2 separate regions of the Homo sapiens genome follow, and region 2 is linked to region 1. Evidence: chromatin contacts called from ENCODE Hi-C or POLR2A ChIA-PET data. All regions are on one chromosome and are shown on one strand. Each heading gives the region's core, a stretch centred on a gene start or an enhancer-like site at or near the end of the contact. The rest is flanking DNA. Distances are from core to core; before and after follow the strand shown.

Region 1 (3,619 bases), core at 695-3,194:
GACCCATGTCAATTCATGACTTAGCAACCACAATGATTCTTTTAAAATTTATCTAATAAAATTAAATTTGAATTCTATCCAATTTCAAATGGCATTCATCTGCTGAAATCCTCCAGTGGCACACAGCAAAAGTCCATTAAAAAAGCCTTACAAGTCATTTAAAATTTGTCCTTCACTCCCATCTTTCTGACTTTCTCTCCTCTGGTATCTTCCTCATTTACTACACTCTAACCACACTGGTCCCCTTGCTTTCCAGGAACACACCAGGCGTGTCTCCCTCTGAAGGTTTGCATTTGCTGCTCCCTCGACCCAGAATGCTCTTTCTCAGAATGGCTTGCACCTTCACCTTCTTCGCGTTTCTACTCAAATGTCTCCGTATCTCCTGGCCATCCTACTTTAAAATAACAATCTACCTATCCCCAACTTTATTTCTACCCACAATCCTATGTTATTTGTTTCTATTGTCTGTTCCCCTTCTCTAGGAAATAAATTCCAAGAGTCAGGAATTTTCTGTCCGGTTTGTTTCACGGCTGGATTCCCAGCACGTGGAACCATATCTGGCACATAGCTAGTGCTAAGAATAAACAGTGTGCTTCTATGAGCTGATCAAAGAAGAGTATCATTTTAAAATCACCAAAAATTCAAGAACCACTAAAATTGTTTAGTTTCTCAGAAAATAAGATTTCAGGAAGTCCCTGATTGTGTAGTTGCAAGATTCTAGTCTAATCCATTTACCTGCTCGGAAAAGAACATTTAAGAAGGTGTATGGTCAATTCCAGCAGTTCAGCTACTTTTCAACTTTCACTGTAAAACCACCACCTTGCTTTGTAGAACAGGTGTTTTTTGTTTGTTTGTTTGTTTGTTTTGAGATAAGAGTCTGGCTCTGTCGCCAGGCTGCAGTGCAGTGGTGCGATCTTGGCTCACTGCAAGCTCCGCCTCCCAGGTTCAAGCGATTCTCCTGCCTCAGCCTCCTGAGTAGCTGGGATTACAGGCGCCCGCCACCACAGCCAGCTAATGTTTGTATTTTTAGTAGAGACGGTGTGTCACCATGTTGGCCAGGATGGTCTCGATATCCTGACCTCGTGATCCGCCCGCCTCAGCCTCCCAAAGTGTGTAGAACAGGTTTTAAAGACGGTCCTCAGTCATCAACACTTTTGTTTTCAGACCCTCCCTCTCTCGCTGACGGAGGCAAGTGGAGAGAGGAGGACCGGAGGCTCGCAGAGGCGTCAGCGGCAGAGGAAACCTCGCACCCGAACCCGCAGCGCGGCGCTCTCCCCAAAGAAGCATTTGCCTGGAGCCCCTAAGAGGAGCAAGACCTGGACCTCGAGCACTTTGGATTCCAGTCAGGATAGATCGATGGACAGATGGAAAAGAGGAATACACAAGTGCTGGGAGAATCCTCAAGAAAGGAGAAAGGAGTGGCGCGCCCAGGAGTCTCGTCCTGACACACTGGGAAATGAAATTTGGGTTTGGCGAGTTATGGCCAAAAAGCTGCCCAAAGTACTTGAGAGCCGCCTTGGAGAGTGGCGCGGGGTGCCTGGCAAGGTGAGACCGGCCTGCGGGGGCGCGGGCTTTTCCTCAGCAGCTCTACGCCCGCCTGGCCCGGCGCCTGAGGGGTAGCGACGCAGCCCACGTCGCTCTCAGAGCTTGCCGGGAGGGGCGTCACGTGACTCCGGGTGCGGTCCCCGCGCTGAAGCTCTGGAGCGAACCCGAACCCTCCTCTCAGGCCCGCCCCCTGCGGCCCGCAGCGGGCAGGTTGGCCTGGATGCCGGCGACAGAGAGACTGGGGCGGCGCCCGGGGCCCCAGAGAGCCAAGACGGCGCTCACCGGATAGAGGTAGAGCACGGCTCCCACCAACGCCAGCAAGAAGGTAACGGCGAAGATCGCGAAGTCCAACATGGTTCTGCCGCCCAGGGAGCCACGTCTCGGATCGGCCGCTCCAGCAGCAGCGCCTCAGCCTGGCCCAATTTAAGGCATAGCGTGTGGGCGGGGGCACCCCGCGGGACCCGGAAACCAACGGGCCGCTGGGGGCGTGACCGAGGCCTGCGGCCGGCGCCAGAGGAAAGAGCAATGGATCGCCGAGGAGCCGGGGCGCGGGTTCCTGAGCGCAGCAGGCCGAGGCTGAGGCCGCCTAGCGCCAGCCTCCACCGCAAGGCGGGGATTTCGGTGCACACGATTTCAGACAGAATATGCCCGCGACTTCGGACCGGGTTGCTGGCGAAAGCAGAGCCCAGCTTTCTGAGAAAAGTTAGGAGTTAGTAGTGCTCTGTCCGCCCAACAGTTTTCGCAATGGATTCAGAATTAAAACCTCTAAACCGATGATTTTCGAAGAGTGGTCCCGGTACCAGCTGCATCAACGTCGCCCGGGAGCTCGTTAGAGATTCAGATTATCGATGCCGGGCGCGGTGGCTCCACCTGTAATCCCAGCACCTTGGGAGGCTGAAGCGGGAGGATCGCTTGAGCCCAGGAGTTTGAGACCAGCGTGGGCAACATAGTGAGACCCCAGTCTCTACAAAAAAAAAAAAAAAAAAAAAAAAAAAATTAGCCTACAGTGGTGGCGCTTGCCTGTGGCCCCAGCTGCTCCGGAGGCTGAGGCTGGAGGATCACTTTAGCCGGGGAGGCAGAGGCTACAGTGAGCCGAGATGGCACGACTGCACTCCAGCCTGGGCGACAGGGCGAGACCCTGTCTCAAAAACAAAACAAAACAAAACAAAAGGAAAACAAAATAAAAAGATTCTCGATCCCAAACTAGACCTACTGAATCAAACACTCGGGGTGGGCAGGGGTAGGGGGCGCGTACAACAATCTGTTTGAACAGAGCCCTCCCGGGGACACTGTTACACACTTAAATTTGAGTGAAAACCACCACTGATCTAAGCGGGACAGGGAAGTGTCTGGGAGTAAAACAAGAGTAGATACGCCTTGTTTCGCAGAATTTCTGTCTGAAGTACTAGTAAATGTGATTCTTTGACACTTTCTGGTGAGCGGAGGCTGCACACTGTTCAGGTTTCCTTGCTCTGTTAACTCTGACTTTCGGTAAATTGCTTCAGTTTTCTAAGCTTCCATTTCCTTCTATGTAAAAAAGTGAAAATAATACCACATGGAGTTGCCTGTAGGTTAAATTACATATTTTATGAAAATCACTTAGCACAGCTCCTGGCAAAACCGAATAAGTGCTATCTACGTCAGCATTTGGCGTTTGTTGCCCTGGGCATAAAATACCCTAGGACCCCTCTTTCTATTTCGCCTGGCTCAGAAGTTTTGACGTGGCTACTGAAATACAAGACAAGGCCTGCTACTTACTAGTGCTGCTTTTAGTGAAAGTGTGCTAAAAGTATTTATAGATTTTATAGCTTTAATAATATAAAATGTCAAGAACAGGCAGCAATTTGGCAAGAGAAATTCCAGATTGCATTTTACAGCTTCTATGATAAATGACTGTTACATAAGCAGGAAACATACCTCATTGAAAATGGCAACTCTTTTGGCATCTATAGCAAATATAATGAAACATGCTGTTTAATATTTCACTTGGCAGAAATTGTATTTTTAAGTCTTTCTCTGCATATAAATGTGCTTTAAACTGTCGTATGTTCAAAGTTCATTTTTAAGTCTCTTG
Region 2 (3,402 bases), core at 775-3,274, 3.9 Mb before region 1:
TATCTCCAAGATTCTATTAATAGTATATTCTCCTAAAGGTCCTATTAGTTTACATAGCTCAAGTGGGGAGACAATGATAGCTAATATTTAGTATTCACCTAATAGTGTCAGATACTATGCTAGGTGAGTTACCAAAGATATTTTGACTCTTCATAACAACTAGACAACGCGGATCCCACTATTTCTGTTTCTGAGATGGGTAGATACAAGTTCTGACCCAGTAATTCGCTCAAAGTCGTGCAGCTAGTTAGCTGGCAGCGTCCTTGCACATCTAATTGCAGATGCATCTGCATCTACATTAGAGTAAATGTTCCAATTATACTCATACAATGAATGCTATGAATCTGGCCAACAGAATTCCAGACACTAACAAGTAAATAAATCAGGCTTTCCTCAATCCCAGTAATTCATGTTTAATATTCCTTGGCAAATACTGAATTTCAATCTGTGCTTATTTCATAGAGTAGAATCTTTCAAATGTTGTGTTATCGAGTCCTACATAGTCAAAGGGAGGGGAAAGACAAGGAGGGTGATTAAGGTGAAGCGTTTCTTCCATTACTGGTAGAACGAAGTTTCTCATCTCTTAAGCACCGAATTCTGCAATCATTCCAAAAGTGGAAGCTCAGCTCACAGCGCATTTTGGGGAAGCTTAAACCACACTAACCATTTAAGGTCAAGCAAACAATTGGCCAACCCTAACGTGAATTGTGCAGGGTTTTCATCTCAGATGTAACAGATCTCTCTATGTCTACATCCCAACTCCAGAAAACGAGAAATCGAGTTCCTCCTCTCACCATCGAAGCTCTGCAGACACCTCGCTGGAGACCCCATGGTGAGCCTCATCACGTAAAGGCCCCCTCGCAAGCTGCCGGCTCCAGCTTGCGCCCCACGTCTACCTAGGCTCCCTCTAGCCTCTTTAACGCACAGTCGAGCAACAGGCCCCTTGCAATCAACTCTAGCCGCCGGACTCCCGACCAGGTCTCTCGCTCGGGGTCAGAAGGAGGCGCGGGAGGGAGGGCGGCGGCGGCGGCGCCCGCGGGGCGGGGCGGGGACTGTGCGCAAGCGGGGGGCGGGCGCAGGCCGCGGTCTCGCTCCGCTCCCCTTTGTTCTCTCCCATTGTGTGGCACTTCCTCCTCAGGCGCTTCTTCTCTGCACCCTGGCAGCCCGTGGGGAGTTCGGGAAGGGGCCCTGGATGCCTTTTCTGCTTGTTTTTGAGTACGTGAGGACCTCCCCGGCACCGCCTCGCGCGGGTCCCTGCCCCGTGCCCAGGCGGAGGCGGGGTGGCCACTGTCCTTCCTTCCCGCTCCGCGCCCTCGGCGGCTTCCCCGCGGCCCCCTGCGCCGCGCCCCCTCCAGGAGGCGTCCTGACCCCGCACTCCGGCCTTTCACCTCCCGACCGTCAGCCTCAGGGCCGCCGCGGCGACGCGCGACCCCTTCCCTCTGAGGGGCGCGGGCTCCGGACGCGCCGGGCTCTGCCAGGCATCTAGTGGAGGGTCGGAGGTCGGCGACCAGCCCGAGCCCAGCCGTCCCGGGAGCTGGCGCGAGTGTCGCCACGACCCTCCCTGTCCCTTGCGCTCGCGCTGCCCGGCCGCCGGGCGGCCGCCTCAGCCCCCTTATATAGCCCTCTAAAAATAGCTCGCCTCGCACCGCCTTGTAAGGCAGCAGGGAGATCCGCAGCGTGCCAATCCGCGCCCGCCGCCAGGGCCAAGCCCCGCCCCAGGCTCTGCTCCGGGCTCCCCATTGGTCCTCAGTGACTTCATGAGCCCCCTGTTTACCTTACATGGTCACACGCGGCCTAATGGACGCCCTCCTCGAGATCCCACGGCTGCGCGGAGAACCGAACGGAGGGAGGGAGTTTGGGGAGGGGGAAGAGCAGGAGGAGGAGAAAAGGGAGGGGGAAGACTACAAACTAGCAAGGATGGGGTGGGGGGTGGGGAGGGAAGGGAAGGGGGGGGAAGAGAAGCGATCGCGAGAGAAAAAAATGCAACCTCCCAAAATAAAGAGCAAAGATTGCATTAGGAGCGAACAGCGCTGCAGAAATAGATGGCAGCTTCGTGTCAGTGAGTTTGCATCCCCCTTCCTGATCCACGAGCTGGAGTGATTAGAGCCCTGGAAGGGAATTGTTACTCCCGTGGAGAAGTCCCCTTTTCCTGGCAGTCGTCTGCACTGTACACGCTGGATGCCTCTCTCCATCCACCCCACTCACTCGCTCCTCTCTCACCTCCTCTCTCCCTCTCCTGCATTGATTTTTTTTTTTCCTTTTTAGTTGACTGAAACAAAACAAAACAAAAGGGCCACTGGATGTCTGCCTTCTTGGGGGGTGAGCCAGACAGACTGACAAACAAACAGCCCCAACTGTGTTCGGGGGAGGGTTTCGCCTCCCGTTTTGCCCGGCAGCAGCAGCATGGACGTGTTGGCTAGTTATAGTATATTCCAGGAGCTACAACTTGTCCACGACACCGGCTACTTCTCAGCTTTACCATCCCTGGAGGAGACCTGGCAGCAGGTGAATGATTTAAATTACTTGTGTAAATCGTGTGGTGGCGGCGGAGACGCAGGGGCTGCGTTGGTGTGGGCTCTGGGTTGAAATTTTTGTTTGTTTGTTTGACTTTTTTTTCTTCCTTTTTGGCTGTCTGTTGTTGAAAATGTTTTCTGAAACAGTCATCTGCGCTTACCTCTCCACCCACCCCTAACCTCGTAGAGTGCCGAGCTGAGCAGCCGGTGCGAGCTGCCTGCGTTTCAGTCGCCAACACACATCCCTGCGCACACGTTGTCGGGTTTGCTGTCCCCTATCAGAGACCTGCCGAACTTCTGGGGTTCGGAGGAGCCGGGTGGGAAGGTGGTTTGGGGTGTTAGGAGCGATTGCTGACAGGGACCACGTTCTCGCATGCATGAGCTCTACCCACTTGATACCTGAAATCAGGTTCATCTGTTTCAACTGGTGCTTATGACCATCGGATGGGGGGCGGGGGAGGGTGGGCAGGAGCAAAGCGGAGTGTTTTTCAGTAATTAGCGAGTGTCAATAAAGAATAGGAGCTTGATTTTGAGATTAGAAGGTAGGCAAAAGAGAGAAGAGCCCACTGACAAAAGATACTCAAGGAGGACGGGAAGATGTAGCTGAGGCTGACAATGAATTGTAGGTTTTCCCAGTGTGATCCCTCCAGAAAGAGAACACCCTCTATGCGTGTCCTTGTTTCTCTTTTTTGTTTAGGGTCCTTCTCTAGTTAGGCAGCACAACCTCGGACAAAGGCTGATGTGTGCTTCCATGCCTTTGACTTTGTCTTAGAGGACTAGTTAAGAAACTCCCAGGATGCTGAAGGGCACCGATGCCAAGTTGGCTAGCCGTCCCAGGGAGGATGAAGTGGGGCTGGTGACAAGTTCACTGGGCTTTGTGAAGTGGAAT

The links. Hi-C counts contacts between places; a loop is a spot of excess contacts on that map. ChIA-PET counts read pairs that join two places held with the same protein, here RNA polymerase II (POLR2A). Pooled maps may share reads with other maps.
Region 2: a map of CD4-positive, alpha-beta memory T cell shows a loop between it and region 1 (20-fold over the local background). The contact joins the promoter of KLF7 here to the promoter of CYP20A1 in region 1. A Hi-C loop is called at or near these places in 1 of 168 maps with a recorded cell type or tissue (CD4-positive, alpha-beta memory T cell) and 5 of 50 pooled maps. POLR2A ChIA-PET finds 5 or more read pairs at or near these places in 1 of 52 experiments (activated CD4-positive, alpha-beta T cell).

The regions. Positions count from the first base shown.
Region 1 is chr2:203,237,343-203,240,961 of GRCh38, reverse strand. CYP20A1 (cytochrome P450 family 20 subfamily A member 1) reads right to left here and starts at 1,944. Exons shown (of 13, transcript NM_177538.3): 1 at 1,828-1,944. The coding sequence starts at 1,899. RefSeq lists enhancers at 1,224-1,513, 1,337-1,908, 2,194-2,243 and a silencer at 1,914-2,123.
Region 2 is chr2:207,164,570-207,167,971 of GRCh38, reverse strand. It overlaps KLF7 (KLF transcription factor 7), which reads left to right and starts at 2,024. Exons shown (of 4, transcript NM_003709.4): 1 at 2,024-2,505. The coding sequence starts at 2,404. It overlaps MIR7845 (microRNA 7845), which reads right to left and starts at 1,572; the gene lies at 1,474-1,572. RefSeq lists silencers at 513-562, 1,183-1,822 and enhancers at 180-888, 889-1,596, 1,597-2,305, 2,313-2,412, 3,014-3,402.